Regions from separate parts of the Mus musculus genome. Here region 2 is linked to region 1. A link is a loop called in an ENCODE intact Hi-C map of the cell type or tissue named here. Cell type or tissue: heart. All regions are shown on one strand. Links, peaks and the distances in the headings refer to the core of each region. The heading gives the core; the rest is flanking DNA.

Region 1 (10,934 bases), core at 926-8,925:
AAGGGAATCTACTTCTTATGAATTTCCAACAACAGATAATTTTTCTTTATATTTTCTCTTTATATTTATAGATCCCCTGTATTTCATATTCCCATAATAATAAACTGTATGGGGAAAGATCAGTATTAATTGTACAAATATTGCATATTATTATCATGAATTCCCTTTGGCATCAGCTTATTTTCATTTTACAAGCATGTATGTATTAACTACTTACATAAACTTGCCCCAAGATTTTCAATCTCCCTTTTCTGAATCAAATATCTCGTTCATCATTGGTACTGAATCTACAGGACATCTTCTGTCTCTAATTACTTTGTTTCTAAACTTTGGACGTTATAGAAAATTAATTATAAACATCATATCTGTTTTAGTTGCTAAATGAATACTGGCGTTATAGCTCAAGGAGAAGTTAAGATTTATTAAGAGTCAATTTCCCTAGAAGGGTTCTCTTCAGTGATCTGTGGCTTTGGAGTCAGTCACAAAGCCACCAAGAAAAGAGCAGATCATGGACTTTCATATTGAATGAAACCCAGTATTCTAGTCAAACATCATATGTGGTAGAGAACACATATCGTGATATGAACAGCTTATCAGACCTTATAAGCATCTTTTTTGATTTGGAAAAAGAAAAGCAAACACAACCAATTGCATGTAAGAGGCAAAGCAGTTCATATTAATGTGTTTTAAAGGGTTGTTCTTACTTGTTTATTCCTTGCCGATGGCTGCTATTGCTACATACGAAACACCACCAAATAAAATAACATCTGGAAAGATCAAATAAATACCTGTCCTCGGACCCCACCCCCAAGAGGCTCCCCTTTATTAGGTTCTGAGGCCTGGCTGAGGCGGCATGGTTTTTAAAGCTCCCTAGGTGTGGACAAGATTGAGGATCACGGTGTCTGGCTTTGAGGACTGAACTGTGTTTTCTTCCTCTCAATAACTGCATTCTGTGATATTAGAAAGACCGGTTTCTGGGGGATGGGGGATGTATGAATCATAATTAGGCCCTCTAAGTGTCAACCACAGCCTGAGTAGGGAACACCTGTGGAGCAGAGAATTAAAAATGAATGATGCCCTTTGTACCATAATGATAATACATTCTGCTCTCTGGGAAGCTATTAAAATATTCTTCTTTAGAATTTTTTTCAAGTCTATTTTAAAGCGACACAAGAGAAGGTAATACAGGGTATTCAGGAAGGCTCTGTGTACTTAACCTGGCAGAGCTTTCTACAAAATATTTTGTTATTTTATTTATGTGTGCATCCTACAGTGAAAGTGGGAAGGCCCTGGAGTGTATCAGAGCGGGGGGAAAAAAAGCAGAAGCACAGGCAACCCGTTTACATTGCATGGAGGCAGCCTAGCTCAGCTTAACTATGTCTTATTATATTTTTTGATTTGGGGGGGGCTGTTTGATGCATACATTTCATAAATGTCTAATCTCATTTAAATGACCATTTACATCTGTGAAATACACTTTGTGCCCTTGTTCTTCTGCATACTCTTGGAGCCCAGGAGTGTGGTGATTCCTTTGTTTTTTCAAAGGAAATTCGATGTGCACATTCTCCTTACAAGGGTTAGTAGAGTAAGACAGGGAAGCGATCTTAGTGATTCTACTTAATGAGGAAAAAACCCTTCCCCTATGTGTACACTGATGGGAATTGCACAAGTACAGCAGGAAGGGGTTTGCTGTTCCACGCTCAGAGTTTCTTTTCTTAACACCATGAAATTAAGAACGTGCCAGTGTGGAGCTGCATACCCCTGATCTCTTTCAAATAAGCAGTGTAGTATATTATTTCCTTTATGTTCTTTTACAGCTCATGCAGGGAAAGATAATTGAGTCCTTGACAGATGTCTATATTTCAGAGGGAAATTTATTTGTGAAAGAACAAACATGTATTACTTTTAACACAGGGCTATTCATTATGTGGGCCACAAGGTGCCTTTCGATGACTTGTAAATTGAAATTAATATTTTCTCTTGCCGTCCTAAATATGCATAAGCAATTTTGACTGGTTGATGCAACCAACTCAAAGCTCATTCTTGGATTTCCATGTAGCTTTCTGCTCTTGATCAAGACTGGGCACTCTTAGGTCATATGTGAAGTGCAGAATAAGAAAGCATTTATATTTCCTTCTTTTTCCAGAGAAGCTCATGGACCTGCACATTCCGCAGTATTTGCAGAATAAGTACTCTCTACCGCACCCATCCTCGCAAGGAAGTGTCTCTTAGATGTGGCCCAACAGAAGGGAAACAGCAAAGATTCTCCACGAATTCATCTTTACTCATGTGTGCTTAGAATGTCTACCTTTACTTGAGTGTGCTCAGAACGTCTATCTTCCAAACCAAACACGGGTGTTGTACAGATGAGATGCTCCTAACAATTTTGTATGAGGTGGGTCAGCTTGGAGAACTGCGCAAGCAACAATCACATGATGGCAGATTGAGAAAACAATTGGGAGCTTTACAGGGAAATGTGTACCTCCATCTGCTCCACAGCACTGCCTATGAACATGCTGCTCTCCATAAATTATGCCTCACGTTCTTAGCTGTTGGCTGGCTGCACATCTTTTGCACCATGACTACGCATAGCATTATAGAATTAAACTGATAGCATACAGTACCAGAAAGGACCTTAATTTAATGTTATCCCTGTAGGGGATGACTTTTTCAGTGGTAGGAGAAGGCTTTGTTATGGTTTGCTTCTAATTATTGCTGCCTACATACAAATTGGCATGCCCTAAAGCCACAACTCCTGAAGCTCTCTGGCTGCAGGCTTGAGGTGGCTTCCCTAGAGGGCTGATGAGTCTTTTGTCAAATTGACAGCAACTAGAGTCACCTGGGAAGTGGGACCCTCAAATTAGGAATTACCCTCATCAGATTGGCCTCTGGAGTCATTGTCTTGATGTATTCCTGACTGTGGGAAAGCTTGGCCCACCAAGGGTGGTGCCACTCCTAGGCAAATGGCTCCAAACTGACTAAGAAAACAAGCTGAGCAAGCTATTAAAAAAAAAAAATCCAGGAAACAGCATTCCTCTGTGATGGTCTTTGCTTCTGTTCCTGCCTCTAGGTTCTTGGCTGAGCTTCTGCCTAGTCCCTCAGAGATGGACAGTTTCCTGAAAGTGTATGCTGAACAAACCCTTTCCTCCCAAGTTGACTATTGTGTGTGTTTTATCACGGCAACAGAACACCCAAACCAAACTAGGACACCAGAACTGAGTTTGCATTCTGAAACCCTAAACTGTCCACCAGGAGCTTGAGGGTATGAGACAAGAGTATAGTTAGACATTTTAACGATCTCTCTCTCTCTCTCTCTCTCTCTCTCTCTCTCTCTCTCTCTCTCTTTCACACACACACACACACACACACACACACACACACACACACACACACACACCTGTGAACAAGAAATTTTCTTGGGATCAGAAGGTATTGTATTAAAAAAAAAAAAAAGTCCACTACAGCCTGAGAACACTAAATCAAGTTTTCTTCTCTCACAAAAAATTAACCATTTGTTTATTTGTTTGTATTGGAGAAGGCACATATATCTATGAATGTGCATACAGAGAGCACAGAAGAGTGGCTATCTCAATGACACCTTGCTTCAAAAAGGGTTTTAAGAGCTTGTTTCATTTAGACCAGGGTAAAGAAATGACTTAGGAGCAATGCCAAAGATCAGCCCTAGTGTGTGTCGCCCTCATCAGTAAACTGAATCTGTTTCTGACGTCTTTTTATGACATTTAGTTTCTACAAAGAATTTCTTATCTCTACCTGAGAACCTAGGGTCAAAGGCTTTCCCTGGAATTTGGGTTGAGAAATAAAAGCTCAGACTGGCCTGGTCAACCTGATTTATCTCTGGCTCACCACTGCTGCCTGATAAGCTGTGATAGTCACTGAAGTAGTTTCCCTATGGAGAAATGGATTTTCTTTCTGGGAATTCCCCTGTGGCTTGAGAGCATAGCCTCCTTCACCCTAGCTCCCCCTTTCCACTGCATTTTCTTCATCTCATTCCAGGGACTTCTTCCACATCTTCAGTGACCTTCTTCCAATATCCCCCAATCCTGCCAAACAGAACTTCATAGATGGAGGCAGAGAGGAGCTCCTTGAAAAGACCAGCACTTGGTTGCAGAGCCACAGTAGCACAGGGATCTGCTGCGACAATAAGATTAAATAAAAGATATGGTGGAACTCTGGAGAAAGAAGCAGAGGACTTTGCACAGCAAGGGCACCATGAATACTCCAAAAGTCACTACACAAGGGGAGATTTAAATACCTGTTTCTATTAAAAGCTCTTCAATTGTGTGTGTGTGTGCGTGGGGGGGGGGGTGTGCAGATAGTAACGCGCAGTGACCAAACCTCTACCACACAACACTTCTGGCTTTTACTCATCCTGTCCTATTTCTCTTGCTTTAGGGCGATGCCGGGATGGGACTGGTCTGGTTGTCTTGTGTGCCAAAGCTGAGTGCTCCTCAGAAGCAGAAAGGGACAGCAGGTGGAGGTGGGAAGTCAGGAAAGGCAAACCTCTGGTCTTGGGGTTCTGGCCAGGAAACCGCATGCAACCTGTGTGTGGTTCGAATTCAGGGACCTGGCTGCAGGAGGTGACTTCGAATGGAATTACACCTCAGCTAAGGGTTCGAAACCAGCATCTTCTCTCCGGGTGCAGACCACCTGGCAGAGCCCCAGCCCAAAGGGCGCTGAGGAGGAAGGAGGTCCCTCACCCCCTCGGGAAGCAGCCCCCTATCCAACTCAGATCTCGTCCTCTACCTCTTTCCACGCAGCTGGCGCGGTCACCGCGCGGGGCTGGCCAGAAAGGACCCGGGACTCCGCCGCGTCCCAGAGACTATCGGGCCCTGGCCTTCTCCACGCTCCCCAGAGACCTTGGGACAGTGGCCACCCTCCGACCCGCCCGGGACTCCAAGCACCCGCCGCGCGCTCCCCGGGAGCGGGGAAGCCAAAGCCGGGCTCTGAGGGCTGGAGGCGGAGCCGAGGCGGGAGCCGCCCCGGGGGAGGGAGCGGGCGGTCCCGGAGCCCAGCGCGCGGCCCGGGAAGGAAGGAGGCCAGCAGCGGCCGCGGCCGCGTGCTCAGCCTGTCCCCGCCCTGGGACCCGGAGCCTCCAACTAACTCCGCCCGCCGCCCGCGGGCTCCCGCTTCCGTCCCGGGAAGAGCCTGCGGCCGCGCAGGTTAGTGTGGCCGGCGCCGGGCGCGGCGGGGAGAGGGTCGGGCGCGGGGCGGGGCGCGGAAGTTGGGCAGAGGCGGGGCGGGGAGCGGGCTGCTGGTCCCTTGGCTTCCTGGCGCAGGGACCCGGTGGGTTTCCTCCGGCGCGGCCGGGGTCCTGGCATCCGGCGTCCGAGCCTTCCTGGCATTCCCAAGTGCTGGGGTTGTCAGCACCACCGCGTTCTTCACCGGTGCTGTGCCCACTGTGGCACTTTAACTGCGCCCTCGCCTTTCTGGGCGCGTTTGTTCATTCGCCTTGGGTTTTTTGTGCCCCCCTTTTGGACAACTCTAAGTGGCGGTTGCGAAGCCCCGCGGGACCCCGAGTGGATCCTTAGGACTAGTTTGAGCGTTAGTAGGGGCCGCGCAGATTGACAGCTACGGACGTGGAATACCGACTGAGGCGCTTGAAGTGCTGGCAAGTGCCTGGAAGCATGGAAATTCCCCATCCTCATCGCCAGCCCAGCTCTGCTGTCTCCCCGCGGTTTTCTGCCAGCTTTAGAGTGTGTGTAATCCTCCAGGGAAGGGTGATTGCTCTGTCAGGCAGGATGGACAGTACCCACTACTTCCTATATTCACTAAATCTGGTTGGGTCACCTCATCTGTGTGGCCTTGGTACTCTCTTCCATCAGAATCTTTGTTGACCTGGACAAATACGCGTTGTTCTGTTGGCTGCTTAGAGCTTGCTGGGACGATTTTAGAGGGCTGTGTGGTGGTTTTGAGCCAAAGTCTTAGGCTGAAGCTCTGTGCTAGTGGGTCCCTGACCTGAGTTTGGTCCTAAAGCTGAGATTTGGTGACTTAAAGATGAATTTGGCCTGGAGCTCTTTAAGTCTGAGAGGGACAGCACCGCATTTTCTGGAACTGGTTAACAGAGCTGAAACTGTCCTTTATCCAGCAAACCCTATGTCTAAGCTATGGATCTCTGTTCCCATGGTTATAGAAATTCAACTACCATGAAGATCCTACTGGCCCCAGTCTTAGAGACAAGAACTTTTGCTTCAGATGTTTTGTTGTCTCTACAGTCTTGTTTCCATCCTACAAGTAAAATTAATTTGGGGGGGGGGGGACCTTCTTCTTTGTAAAGTGAATTCAGAAACTTAGTTGATAATCACAGACACAAGAGACATCGTTTAATGTCTTCTAACTACCTTATAAGGAAAACCGCCAAGAAAATCAGCTTTATACTCTGTATTAAATGGCTAAGGCCTGTCATTCTTATAGCCTAAATTTAATAGACATTTTCATGAGTCCCTGTATTATGCAATGCAAGTCTGCTGGGTGCTTTATAGAGCAAGACATGGAATATATTTCTTGCCCTTAAGGGCTTTCTAAACTAATTTAGTGACACCTATATCTTTATATGGACATCAAACATATTCTAACAGCAATACGTGGCTTGTAGAAAGTGTCAAGAAAGCTGTATATAAGCCCTTGTAGGTCATAATTTTGTGAGGCTGCCTCACAGAATGGAGTAAATACCAGGTTCACTAAGAATGTACTTTCTAAAACTAATGTCTCAAATGCCCAGGTTTCATCAAATAGACGCACATTTGGAAATAACTATTTTAGAGCAAAAGCAGCCAGTAAGACAGTGGTCCTAATGCCGGGACCCTTTAATATAGTTTCTCACATTGTGGTGACCCCAACCATAGAATTATTTTTTCTTTATAAGTTCATAACTGTGATTTTGCTAATGTTTTGAATTATAATGTGAATATCAATATTTTCCCAATGAGCTTACCCTCAAGGGGTCTCGACCCACAGGTTGAGAACCCTCACTTAAACACTGTATTATGTGGTAATCAAATACTGAAAAGCTACCATAATTTTATCCAAAACTTCAATTAACTGGGTAACCACGTTGATGTTTTTCTCCTCCTCTTGGGAAGGAAATTATAATGCCTAGAAAAATAACTAGAGAGTGGAAAATTTTGTTTTTATGAACATAACTTAAAATAACTTTATTATATTAATTTATTTATAGGGGGAGGCACAGGCACACATAGGAAATCAGAGAACATATTGTGGTAGCTAGCTCACTACTTCCTCCATGTCAGCTTAAGGTCTCACACTCAGGTTTCACACTTGGTGACAAGTACCTTTACCCACTGAGCCATCTTACCCACTTGCAAATATACAGTTTTCAATAGAGTAACACTTTAATATTGTATTAGATACTTGTCTGATGCTGTGATAAAACACCATGATCAAAAGCAATTTATAGAAGACAGAATCCCTTAACCTAAACATTTTGTAATTTTCCCAGACAGTAGCAATATTGTTCAAATACTGGGTTCAAATATTGAATCTATGGGGACATTTGTTATCCAGGACACCACAGGCACAAATGTCTGATGAACACTGGATTGGCTTTGCAAGTCTCACTTAAGTTAAATGAAACTTGTTTATTTGTTTGTTAGCCACGACAACAACAATTAAAATAATAATAATAATAATAATAATAATAAAATAATAATCACTCTGAATGCTCTTGAACTTTAAAAAGGTGAAGGATTGACTTGAGCTCTTTCTTTCCAAGTAAGTTGTATTTTATAAAATGCGATGACACCAATTCTTTCCCTAGTTCAAAGAAAAGTTAATTTACCTGCTGGCTGGGTGGAGTTTCATAAGCTACATGCATTCCTGTGGAACTTTTGAGAATTGATTAGACCTGCACAATAAGGCCTGGCAGGCTGAAGGGCAGGCTGAGGAGTGTGCTGTTAACTTTACAGCCGCACTTATAGCTCAGTAGGTTCGTTATCTCGTTTATAACGTGAGATTAAAGATTCTTATCATTGCCTTGGAAACTGTGTGGTTTGATGAAACGGCCATGAATATCAGACTCTTGATTCTTCACTTTAACTCCTTTAGGCTGCAAGAGCTAATTGTTAAAACTACATAAAAATAGCTCAAACAGTTAGGCTATGAATAAAGTGTTCTTGCCTTTATGTGCAATCAAGTCTACTTGGGGAAACTTGAATAGTCTATTGTCTCTTTATTAGGTCTTTTGTTGTTTTTGTTTTGTTTTGTTTTGAAGATGGAGACACTGTTTAGTCCAGACTAGGTTGGCACCTGGTATATAGATGAGGCTAACCTCGAACTCGTGATCCTCCTAATCTCAGCCTACTGAATGCTGATTATAGACCTGTTATTAATTAGGTATTTTCTTCATTTACATTTCCAATGCTATCCCAAAAGTCCCCCAGGCCCCCTCCACTCTCCTACCCACCCACTTCCACTTCTTGGCCCTGGCATTCCCCCGTACTGAGGCATATAAAGTTTGCAAGACCAAGGGGCCTCTCTTCCCAATGATGACCAACTAGACCATCTTCTGATACATATGCAGCCAGAGACACGAGCTCCGGGGGGTACTGGTTAGTTCATATTGTTGTTCCACCTATAGGGTTGCAGACCCCTTCAGCTCCTTGGGTACTTTCTCTAGCTCCTCCATTGGGGGCCCTGTGATCCATCCAATAGCTGACTGTGAGCATCCACTTTTGTGTTTGCCAGGCCCCCGCATAGCCTTATAAGAGAGCTATATCAGGGTCCTTTCAGCAAAATCTTGCTGGTATATGCAATGGTGTCAGCGTTTGGAGGTTGATTATGGGATGGATCCCCGGGTATGGCAGTCTCTAGATGGTCCATCCTTTTCATCTCAGCTCCAACCCTTGTCTCTGTAACTCCTTCCATGGGTGTTTTGTTCCCTGTTCCAAACAGGGGCAAAGTGTCCACACTTTGGTCTTCGTTCTTCTTGAGATTCATGTGTTTTGCAAATTGTATCTTGTATCTTGGGCATTCTAAGTTTCTGGGCTAATATCCACTTATCAGTGAGTACATGTCATGTGAGTTCTTTTGTGATTGGGTTACCTCACTCAGGATGATGCCCCCATTTTATCTTTATAAACCAGTTTTTTTTTCTTTTTCTTTTTCTTTCTCTCTTTCTTTCTTTCTTTCTTTCTCTCTCTTTCTTTCTTTTTTTTAAAAATTTTGTATATCCCAATACCAGCCCCCCTCCTCCTAGTACCCCCTCATGCAGATCCTCCCCTCATTTCCCCCTCACCCTTCTGGAGCCCCCCTCTGGGTATCACCCCAGAAGAAGGAATGCCGGAAGGGCAAGGCCTACCCGAGCCATGCTCCCCTAGCTGAGCAAGCCAGAGTCCCTTCAGAGTTCATTTACATATATATTTCCATTACCCCCATTTTGGAGATGATAAAACTGGGTGTTTGGGGTGTTAAATAACTTTCCAAGGTAAAAGGACAGGCAAATACTTGGGGAGCAACCCAGGCCCATCCCCACTGCACCTCAGGTAACTGCTAGACTTGGCACATCCTCTTCCAATGAGGCCAGACAAGGCAAGGTGGCCCACTTAAAGGAACAGGATCCACATGTAGGCAACAGATTCAGGAACAGCCAGCCCCAGTTGTTGGGGCAACTTCATGAAGGCCAAAAGGCACATTTTCTACTCATGGGCAAGGGCGGGGACATAAACCACAAGTTTTCTATGTGCCATATCTGTCTACTCTCCATCCAGAGACAGTCATTTGTCCTGCTCTGGGTAAAATACCCCTAACTCTTCTCCCTTGCCCCTTTTCTCCTCTCTCCCTGTTCCCTTCCCCTTCTCCCTCTTCCCCTATCACCTGTCTGTGACTCTCATTCCTGCCTTCTGTCCCTCTCCAGCAAATAAATCTCCCTTGGTCTAAGAACTTGGTCTCAGGGGTCCTGATCTGATATTTTCCCTTTCAGACTCTTGTAAAAGTTAGATGCCCCAGCCAAGAGAGTGCTTAGAGCATCACTTGCCATTGAATGTGGGGTAGGGGAGGGAATGACAATCCAGAAGTCCCAAATTAAAGCTAATGCATAATGTACATAAATACATAACCCAAATATTTTAGAGTAGATATTCCTCATCTAACTTGTTGCCAAACCTTTACTCAACATATGTTTAGCAAGATCCTACCACATGGTCAAATTTTGCTGACTCTGACATACAGTGGTGGGAGAAGTGTAGAGAGTCACAGAGGATTTGATGATGACAGCTTGTGTCATGTTCTGGATGTGCAAGCATAAATACATTCTCTGCTCTCTTGGTTGGTGGTAGGCAACGGTCAGTGAAAATGTCAGAGGGCGTGAGTTCTCTAAGACCTGAAGCATGAATTAGCACTCTAATAAATTGGAGAGTTAAAAGATGTTCCAGATCCAGGGGAGCTTGAGAATGGAAGTCAAGTGGAACAGTGGGAAAGAATAAAGACATATCGGGAGGAAGGACAGCTGAGGCTACCTGGAGAAAAGAGAACCAGCCACATGTTGTCAGGTTGGGATGAATCCAGCATTTGCCAGGTGCTCAGATTGGCAGGGAGGAACTTAAAACTTACAATTATGAAACATCTCAAAGTGTGAACTGCCCAGGTGTTTCTGTTTTTTTTTTTTTGTTTTGTTTTGTTTTGTTTTGTTTTTTTTAAATACTATTATTGGACCAAGCCAAATAGATCAGTAATTGTAATCCAACCCAAGGCCATCACTTTAGCTCCTTCATCATTGTAGAAGGAAAAGAAATTTTGTGTGGCTCAACAAATATATTTTAGGAGAGTCAGGGGACAGGCACACAGGTAGACACAGAGTGACAACACCCAGAACACGTGCAACTGGCTGAAGGCAGTGTGTGATGCTGAAATAATCCATCGCTCACCCAAATTTCTTCATAGCTGTAAAAAAGGAACACAGT
Region 2 (10,934 bases), core at 1,220-9,219, 83 kb before region 1:
ATGTGTGTGTATGCACATGCACGCACGCACATGCGCGCGCGCACACACACACACACACACACACAATTAGTATTTCAAGTTAGTCCTAATTCATACAGAGAGATTTGATTCAATGCGATATCTGCTATATTTGTTCAGTTAAATATGATTTGTTTGCATTCCTTGCACTATGGTACTCAGGAATGTGTATCGTTTACATCCTAAAATAATCTGCATGTTTCCCTTAAAAAAAATCCTGCCTCACAAGCCACTAAGTCAGTTAGTATCTTTCGAACTGTTATTAAAGAGCTTCTATTCACCACCCAATTTTCTCTTTCTTTCTCAATGAAATAAAACAGGACTTATGCATTTCAGTAAAATATTATATTACAATCTTAAGTAAAACTATAAAATAATCTAATCCAGTGTAAATAGAAAATCACCCTCATTAACCCTAACAGACAAACCACATGTTCTAGGTATAAAGCAATGTGACATCCATACTTTCAACTTGTTAGTGTCTATAAGTGTCCTGACTGTTCAGCTTAACAATAAAATCATGTGGCTCCACTTCATCTGACTGATTCTCAAATAATGCAGAAGTGTTCATATTCAGAAGCTAGTTGAAGAGTAACATATGCCAGCTAGGTGTGAGGCAGTTCTTAGATATCCTTTCTGCTCTAATAACCTTTTCATCCCTTATACTGAACATTTTGAACACATTCATGAATAAAGATATTTCTAGTCTCACAAGAGACAGCTACATCTGGGTCCTTTTGATAAAATCTTGCTAGTGTATGCAATGGTGTCTGCGTTTGGAAGCTGATTATGGGGTGGATCCCTGGATATGGCAGTCTCTAGATGGTCCATTCTGTCGTCTCAGCTCCAAACTTTGTCTCTGTAACTCCTTCCATGGGTGTTTTGTTCCCAATTCTAAGGAGGGGCATAGTGTCTACACTTCAGTCTTCATTCTTCTTGAGTTTCATGTGTTTAGCAAATTGTATCTTATATCTTGGGTATCCTAGGTTTTGGGCTAATATCCACTTATCAGTGAGTACATATTGTGTGAGTTCCTTTGTGAATGTGTTACCTCACTCAGGATGATGCCCTCCAGGTCCATATGCAACCCTATAGGTGGAACAACATTATGAACTAACCAGTACCCCGGAGCTCTTGACTCTAGCTGCATATGTATCAAAAGATGGCCTAGTCGGCCATCACTGGAAAGAGAGGCCCATTGGACACACAAACTGTATATGCCCCAGTACAGGGGAACGCCAGGGCCAAAAAAATGGGAATGGGCGGGTAGGGAAGGGGGGGGGGTATGGGGGACTTTTGTGATAGCATTGGAAATGTAATTGAGGAAAATATGTAATAAAAAATATTTAAAAAAATAAAAATTAAAAAAAATTAAAACAAAACAAAAAAAAGATATTTCTAAAGGCGATCTATCTTCATTCTACTTTCTAAAACCCAACAAAGTTACAAAGCACTCATGAGGTGGACACTTTAATTCAGAATGTTCATAGCAAGTTTTGAATAGAATAGATGCAATCAGACCTCCAAATGCATGTTGACAACTGCTCTCAGCACTGTACAATGTGATAAACACTCAAGTCAGAGAGACCAGTCTTCGTCATTTGCTAGCTAAGAGGGTTTTGGAGATCTTTACCCTCTGTCTTAGTCAGGGTTTCTATTCCTGCACAAACATCATGACCACGAAACAAATTGGGGAGGAAAGGGTTTATTCAGTGTTCACTTCCATACTGCTGTTCATCATCAAGGGAAGTCAGGACTGAAACTCAAGCAGGTCAGAAAGCAGGAGCTAATGCAGAGGCCATGGAGGGATGTTCCTTACTGGCTTGCTTCCCCTGGCTTGCTCAGCCTACTCTCTTATAGAACCAAGACTACCAGCCCAGAGATGGCAGCACCCACAAGGGGACCTCCCCCCTTGATCACTAACTGAGAAAACGTCTTACAGCTGGATCTATCGGAGGCATTTCCCCAACTGAAGCTCCTTTCTTGTGATAACACCAGCCTGTGTCAAGTTGACACAAACCTAGTCAGTATACCCTCTAAGGCTTTATTTCTTATATGGTAAATAGCATTGCTGGCAAGTTTAGCATGAGCTAAGGAAATGTAAAAGCACTTTCATGCTGCCTGACATATAAGAAACTACCAGGAAATGTTAGTTTGACCGTTTTGACCTCCTAAATACTATACAGACACATTCTTTTCTTATAGTTCTACTTCTAAAGTTACATAAACAGTTTGAATACTAATCTTCTCAAAGAAGATAAGTGGTCTTCTCCATGATTTCAACAGCAATGGAAAGTCCCTCTGACTTTGAAAGCAGTTGTTTTCTATGCTCATGTTTAATGTTTCTTTTAAAAAAAGAAATAAAGACTTTATTCTATAATTATACATAAATCCAAAACCATGCATCCCCTGAGTAGAGATAACACCACACTTTATTAATACCAGGTTTCTGAGGACTAGGAACAGGCACATTTTCTTGTGATTGATGGGAGAGTGTGGTGGAGAGAGCTCAAGAGGAAGTGCAGAAGAGTCCACTCAAGCTCCAAACAGATCATCAAGGGAAAAAAATTATCTCTAGATAAAAGATAAAGACACATTCAACAGCTATACTTTTTCCCCTTTTGGACCAGAAACTGCACAAAAAAGAGAAATATATGATCATATTCTCTTATATGAATGCATTGCAGTCACATTATTATCATTTTAGACACAGGTATCACTCTAGAGTCCAGGTGTGTCTGTAACTCACTCTGTTTTCCAGACTCGCTTCAAACTCCAGGCAATCCTTCTGATTCAGGCTCCTAAAGGATAGGCTTATAGCTGTGTATCTTTCATGTGATGATGGTATGGATCCCAGTTTCACTTGAGGGCATAGGGACATTCATCAAAGCAGGACATTTATATAACTGGACATGGTATCATTAGGAACATGGCCACTTCACGGGGTGGGATGAGATTATGTATAGGGAGAGCCGTGTCTTTAACATTCATACCCATAACTATGAAATTGTGTTTCTAGGTCTGCTTTCACCACAGTTTAAATGAAGAAAGGAAATAGAAAGGAAAGAGGAAAGGAAGGAAGGAAATAAGGAACAAAGGAAGAAAGGAAGGAAGGAGAGAGAGAGGGAGGGAGGAAAGAAGGAAGGAAGTAGAGGAAGAAAGAAAGAAAGAAAGAAAGAAAGAAAGAAAGAAAGAAAGAAAGAAAGAAAGAAAGAAAGAGAGGGAGGGAGGGAGGGAGAAAGAAAAAAGAAAGAGAGAGAGGGAGAAAGAAAAAAGAAAGAGAGAGGGAGTAAGAAAGAAAGAAAAAAGAGAGATAGAAAGAAAGGATGGAAGGAAGAAAGAAAAGAGAGAGAGAGAGAAAGAAAGAAAGAAAGAAAGAAAGAAAGAAAGAAAGAAAGAAAGAAAGAAAGAAAGAAAGGAAGGAAGGAAGGAAGGAAGGAAGGAAGAAATTGTTTAAGGAAACTCAAAGAAAGCAACAAAAAGTATTTGATATCACAGATTTCAAATCGGTTGTTTCTAACACCTTATACTCTGCAATGGCTAGAGGCTCCAGCAGATGCTCTGAAATTATTCTGTCCCCACCAGGCATTCAAAGAAAGAACGAAACAAAGGGAGGGAGAGTTTTGTTTTGCTTTTGTTTCAACTGCACATCAATGCCTGTTTGTGGCGGCTTCAGCCCAAATCGCATAACCCACTGCTTTAGTCAGCATGACAGCCCACTGGAAAAGTACGATGTGATTTAGGGAAATTCTGAAAGTGCCAAGCTGTCAGACCTAAGCACTTTCAGTCTTTGATTGCAGACTTAGAAAGAACAAAGGCCACACGTGTGCTCTGTATTCTAGACCAGCATTCTGTGGATACTTAGGGAATACTGAACAATAGCACTTGGTTGTAGAAAATCTTTAAATGTCCTCTCTGACACACGGGCTCAGCTCCTTAAACTGTAATGCATGTTTTATGTAAGTCTGTGTCTCCCTGGTGGTAAACTATTCTTCACCTTACACTCTAAAGTTTGTAAAAACCTGAACACCTTTCAGGAGGAGACTAAACACAAATTCTTCTTAGGGGCTTTCTCTGGCTACACCCTACAACTTGTTTTGTAATGAAAAATAGCATATTAATATCTATCTATTTATCTACCCATCCATCCATTGGGATTTAGATCGATTTTCTCAGCTGTGTTTTGACCATACCTTATCATTCTAATATTAGTGTCAGATTAATTTTAACCCAATGTATCTAGGCTTCTAAAAAGAATAGTTCAAGCAGGTAATTGAAAAAACTAAGATTATTGAAATGTGCATATTATTATTTCCATTACAGATAAGATGTTGTGTTCCTGAAGAGCTCTGATCTCTGCCATGATTTTATTTGGAGATAGAGACCAAAGGAAGGTGACAAGATGTAAATGGAGTAATAAGGTTGGGGCTCAATGCCAACAGGGCTGATGTTCTTATAACTGGAAAAGACAAAGAAATATTTCTCTCTCTCTCTCTCTCTCTCTCTCTCTCTCTCTCTCTCTCTCCCTCTCTCCCTCTCTCTCCCCTCTCCTCTCCTCTCCTCTCCTCGCCTCCCACCATGTCATCATGTGAGAAAATCTGAAAAGCAGAAAGACAAGCATTATCAGAAACCAACCAGTAGAGCCCTAATCTGTCATGGCTAGCCTTCAAAAGAGTGAGAACCAATACTCTAGTTATCACACACACGTACACTTAATATGTTTTCAATTTAGAGACAAAAATCTCGTGTTTGAAACCATAAAGAATCAATTTTTTCTTAGTGTAAGTGTAAAGAGAAAGAAAATGTTGCCACAATTCTTCTAAAAACCATGGGTAGGAAAATGTGTTTTGTGCTTTTAGAGAAAGACCATGAGAAAATGAAGCTACGCCTTATAAATTCTCGAAGGAAAACAAACGGAAGAATTTCAAAACCCAAACTAAATGGTAAGGTAAAAGAATTATTGCACACTATTTATTTTGTATTAAAAAGGAATTCATGGCAAGTTCTCATAAGCTCAAATGTAGATAATGTTAACAATCTGAGGTTGTGCCCCAATTGTAACAGCCTCTCTTACCAGTAGGGGGCAGCATGGCACATTGGATACCTCACTAACTGCCCCTTGAGGAACATGGGAGGGGTAGCTAGAAAGTAAACTATCAGACCAACACTAAGTATGGCTATATCACACAGGCCAAAAAGGAAATCTTTTTTTTAAATTTTTAATATTTTTATTATGTATTTTTCTCAATTACATTTCCAATGCTATCCCAAAAGTCCCCCATACCCTCCCCCCACCCACTTCCCTACCCACCCATTCCCATGTTTTTGGCCCTGGCGTTCCCCTGTACTGAGGCATATAAAGTTTGTGTGTCCAATGGGCCTCTCTTTCCAGTGATGGCCGACTAGGCCATCTCAAAAAGGAAATCCTAAGTTATGACTAAGTACTAGGAGATGCCAGCAATGCACAGGTCACAGGCTAGGAGGTGTCACAAAGTCCTTGCTGTACAAGCACAAGGGTTAAACTCCAATCCCTGCAGAAAAAAATACCTGTGATCCCAGGCCTGGAAAGGCAGAGACAAGAGAAACCCTAGAGCTGAGGGTGAGTCACTTAGCAGAATAAGTGAGCTCAGTGTTCAGTGAGAGCTCCTATCTCGAAGCATAAGGTGGAGAGTAACGGAGAAAGACACGCAACATCTACTTCTGCACACGTACGCGCGCAAGCATGCGCGTCCCCGCCCCCCCCCCCCCACAGCGCACCACACACATAGGATACATAATTCAAAACCTTCAGCACACCAATAGGAAGATGAAGGAAGAACTTAGAACGTGTATGCTCCCGAAGACATGTGGCATCAATCCCTAATTGTCCAAGGAACTCACTGAAATGTCCCACAGTGATTCAGGTTGTTCTGCTCTCCTTTCTCACAGTGAAAAATATCTCTCTCTTTCATTCAGTCTATATAAGCTCTCCTGAAAAGCAGCTCCCTAATACTTTGACTAGTAAGTTTACTAATCAATGATGCAGAGGTTGACACTCCCTCTCACACAGCAAACACAGAAGTAGAACTTTAAGTACTGAAAAATTGCAGAAGAAGACAAGAAAAGGAAAGAAAAGAAAAGAAAAGAAAAGAAAAGAAAAGAAAAGAAAATCGGTTAAAAAGTAAAATAGCCTTTACCCACCAAAATATTCTCAATGAACTCTTTAAAATATTGGACTTTATTTTAAATGTTGTAGGTAATGCAATTTTTTGTTTTGTTTTGTTTTGTTTTTTCGAAACAGGGTTTCTCTGTACAGCCCTGGTTGTCCTGGAACTCAATTTGTAGACCAGGTTGGCCTCGAACGCAGAAATCCACCTGCCTCTGCCTCCCAAGTGCTGGGATTAAAGGCATGGGCCCCCACACCCGGCGGTAATGCAATTTTTAATCATATAAATTCTTGCATGGGAACAACACAGGAGAAAGGGGAGAAAGATCCTGAGAGCTAGAATACCAGTACGTGGCTGTAAAACCGTCTCTTTTAGAAATGGCTGCATAAACAAGACCAGGACAGTGGCAATATTAATAAATAATATTAATGTCATAAAGGAAATGTAGCATGGAGTTCCACCTTCAGATGAGAACCTTCTAGGAGAGCAAGAATTAGCTTCTCCCAGGGATGAGCCCTGTTACTGATTATCCAATACGTGGTGGTCAGTCCTGAAACCATATGCACACAGGCAACAAAAATGGGCTCCATAGGTTGAATTTCTATATCTTTGTATACACATACATATTTATGTAACAATAATAATCAAAAAGAAAAGAAACTACTAATTTGAAAGTAAAAAGGCATAGGAGGGGTTGATATGGATGAAGGATGGGGAAGGGGAATGTGGTGTTATTCTATTTTAATTTAAGATTTATTTTAAAAGAAAAAGTACTCCTAAAATTCTTTCTATGTCTAGGAGTTGACATACATGATGGTTTCTATATGCTTGGGGCTGACTTACAAGTTCAGAGGTTTAGTCCATTATCATCAAGGCAGAAACATAGCAGTATCCAGGCAGGTGTGATACAGGTAGAGCTGAGAGTTGTACATCTTCATTTGAAGGCTTCTAGCAGAGTACTGGCTTCCAAGCAGCAAGGACTAGAGAATTTAATCCCACACCCATAGTGACACACCTACTCCAACAAGGCCACACCTCCTGATAGTGCCACTTCCTGGCCCAAGCATATATAAACCATCACAATATACAACATGTATGTATGTATGTATGTATGTATGTATCTATCTATCTATCTATCTATCTATCTATCTATCTACATATGAGTATAATTCCACAGTTATTGACATACTTATCTTCAATTGCCAACTTGACACAAACCTAGAGTCACCTCGAAAAAGGGAACGTCACCCGAAGAATTGTCCATCTAAGATTGGCCTGCCACCAAATCAGTGAGGCATTCTCTTAATTGCTAATTGACAACAGAGAAGGCCGCAGTCTACTGTGAGTAGTGCTTCCCCTAGCAGGAAGCCTGGGCCATATACAACAGGAAGTAGAATAAGTCAGAGGGAGAACGCAAGTAAGCAACCTTCCTTCTTGGTTACTTTAAATCTTTTTCTTTGAGTTTCTTCCTTGGGTTCTCTTGACCATAGCATCTAACCTGTAAGCTGAAATAAACCCCTTTCCTCTCCGAGTTGCTTTTGGTCATGGTGTTTATCACAGCAACAGGAAGCAGACTATAATGCTTAGTGTGGATATGGTAAATATCGAACAAGTCTGTAGTATTCTTCTGGCTACTAAAAAAGAATATAATTTAATCAGCTTCCACACTGGAACTATACCTTATAGCTTTACTGACATATAGAAATAACCACACAGTGTTTCTATTTATAGTTTCGTGTTGCACAGATTATCGTAACAGAGGGAAAATAAGCATATCCATGTAGTCATACACACAGCTTTGACCTTACACATAGAAGTGTTTGCTTTTTCTCCACTTAGAAATATTCAAATGTTTATTATGTGGGAAGAAGTGAGTTTCACTCCAGATGATGATGCAGGAAAAAAAATAATGAATTTGAGAAACACAGAGAGAAAAAATGGAATATGAGAAAGAGGGAAAGAAAAATAATAAAAAGAAAACACCAAGAAACAAATGACAGCAGATATAATGCTTGCCATGCCCGACAGGAGCAGGATTGGTGCTACATTTTTAGATAAGAGTTTGTGCATCTGATGATGAACATTCAGTGTCAACTTGACCAGGCTTAAAGATGCCAGGTTATCTGGTAAAACTAAGTATCTGCATATATCTCTGAGGGTATTCCAGACAGATAATCAGCATTTGAGTTGGTAGACTGAGTTACAGAGTTCACACTAACCAGTGTGGATAAGGTGTCATCTAATTCCTAGAGGCCAAAATTAGAGAAAACGGTGAAGGTCCCCTTCCCTGCTTAAACTAGAGTATCTGCCATTCCTTGCTGTGGGCATCCATGCTCCTGGTTCTCAGTACCCAAATTCAGTCCCCATTTTCTCCTCTTGGTCTAAGGTATGAAGTTGGAACTGAAACTATATTGTTGGTTTTTCTGGCCCCCTTTCAGCAGATATAATATGTAGCCTTCAGAATCTAGAAGTAAATTCATAATGAATATCCTCATATATATTTCTATATACCCTATTGATTTTGTTTCTTTGGAACACTCCAATACACATAATCTATGTCTGCTGACATCAGGCCATCTTAGTCTCTGGAACATGAGCAAGCTCTTGTGCTGGGATTAAGGAAAATTATTTCCTTTCAAGACTTGATTTCAGCCTGCAGTGAATTTTTATGACCAAGTTATTAACCCCTGAAAAATGGGATTTATAATGGAAATACTGATAGGTTCTTAATGGTAACTGTGCTGGCAGGCATCTATATATTAACCTTAATAGTGTCAATTTGTGAAACTAAAGTGATTGAAAACCTACTCACTTTGACTTCAGTAATCCCTGCGTCACTAGTTTTCAATATTACCTTCATTGGGATGATTTTTTTCTAGGCCTTTTAAAAGACTACTATCCTATATTTATGAGTAAGAGAGCTACAATACTATAGGGTTTTGCAAATATCACAGGGTTGGAACAGCATATTTATTTCCAAATGGCCTAAGATTCTGTGGTACTCTTCTATTTAGGAAATTTACCTGCATAAAAATTGTGGGTTTCCCAGCCATGAAGTCTTTAGCCGGAGGCCTTTCTCTTTTGCCTTTCATCTCTCCAGAGGCTCATTGAACAGCTGAAGGAGATAACAATGTGATTTCATGAACAGTGACCAAAAGGAAATATATGTATCCCTAACTTGGGTGGATAAGCTGACTCTTCACGCTGTCAGTAAAACTGCGTCTGGATGCCAGATTCTCACTGGATTGATCTCATTATATAACTCACTGCCTGCAACTGTATTCTGTTATGGCCTCTTTTATGCAGCCTGACAGCCTATATACAGATGTATCAGTAAATACATTCAGCCGATGCTTAAACAAACTGTTCCCTATCATCATGTTTATCAGGATAAATGTGTTGCCAGACATATTCTTCCGGAATTGATATTAGCAGAGCACAGCAAACGTCATCTCTCCTTCCTCAAGGGGCTCTTCTGATACCCTCATTCTGGCGTTTTAAAACACTGCACATGGTTGAATGGCTCCAGATGCGTTCTCTAACAGAACTTACAGAAACACGGAAACAGCTTCATCCCGTCAAGAATTATATTGTTTCAAGGCTATTCTGGCACAGAATAGAAAATTTGAAGGAATTTTGCCCCAAACCAATTGTGACATACAGCGTAACCAGAAAAATGAGGTCAGTGATTAGAGAAAATTTAGAAACCTCATACTAAAAAAGCTGGGGAAGTCATGGAAATCTTTTCTCATTGGGTGTGTTTCTCATGAACTACCAGAACAAAGCCGGGTGAACAGCTCAAGAATTCTGATCTGGTTCTTTTCAAAGACAGTGTATACAAAAACTAGCAATAGCATCCTGATGTGTGGCGTATGTGTACAAACCTTCCCTAAAATAGTATCCCAGGCAGAATATGCATGAATAACATTTTCCTTTACCCTTCATGAGCCAATAAAAAACAATGCAAATATTTTAAGTATCCACCCACCTTTCCATTTTCCATCACTGAAAAGCTAGCTTACCCTTTGCATTCAAGCCTCAAGCTGTGGCTGACAGCTATAAGCCCATTATATTTCAACAGCCATCTGGCAGCAGAGATTCAATCCACTGCTTCAATCACAGTGGCCTGGCTTCTCTAGCTCTGGGAATTACACTAAAGTGCATGATTTATAATGGCGTCACTGTCAAATTATTGTTGTTTAGTTCATCGAGACAAATTTTTAAACCCATGGGAGTAAATATGTCCTAAAGGGTATTATTTTAAAAGTATTTGAACAGCCATGTTTGCTCTGCAGCCTCGAATTAGTTTTATTCATAATACTAGGTTTTCTAAATATGAGGTAACAGAATAATTACCAATAAGCCAAATTCTTAATGTGCAAAAGGCCAAATTCAAACATTTTGTAGGGAAATGTAGTTTGGAATAAGAACAAGTTGCTCGAACACTCACCTTTTGTTTCATCACTTCAAATGATTGCATCTCACTCATTTGTCCTACTGTGGGGGTTGGACAAATCCTGCTTACTGGTTGCTCCTCATGGCTTGTTCAAGCTGCTTTCTTTCAGAGTCCCGGACCACCAACCCAAGGGTGGCACCACTCACAATAGGCTGATCCCTCCTCTATCAATCATTAATTAAGAAAATGTCCTGCAGGTCTGCTTATCTGAACTTATGAAGCATTTTCTTAATTGAAGTTCTCTCCTCTCAGATGGCTTTAGCTTGTGTCAAGTTGACACAAAACTATCCAGCAGGGTTCCCTTTGCCCTTTAA

Evidence for each region. Hi-C counts contacts between places; a loop is a spot of excess contacts. Peaks named below come from ENCODE experiments on the same cell type or tissue, not always from the same donor. Only the 100,000 strongest peaks of a DNase experiment are listed, where the experiment ranks them.
Region 2: it touches region 1 in a loop (6-fold over the local background); 4 of 42 quality-filtered maps call a loop at or near these places.

What each region holds. Positions count from the first base shown.
Region 1 is chr1:98,089,731-98,100,664 of GRCm38, reverse strand. It overlaps Pam (peptidylglycine alpha-amidating monooxygenase), which reads left to right and starts at 5,019. Exons shown (of 26, transcript NM_001357127.1): 1 at 5,019-5,180. Gm51640 (a long non-coding RNA gene) reads right to left here. Exons shown (of 3, transcript XR_003947949.1): 3 at 10,778-10,934. In heart, for the core only: a CTCF peak has its summit at 5,134; a DNase peak (open chromatin) is centred at 5,054; H3K4me3 peaks cover 2,774 bases; H3K27ac peaks cover 3,028 bases.
Region 2 is chr1:98,173,420-98,184,353 of GRCm38, reverse strand. Gm29461 (predicted gene 29461) reads right to left here and starts at 10,706. Exons shown (of 4, transcript NR_151613.1): 1 at 10,615-10,706; 2 at 9,188-9,279. In heart, for the core only: a CTCF peak has its summit at 5,094 (motif pointing right); no DNase peak of the experiment used is centred there.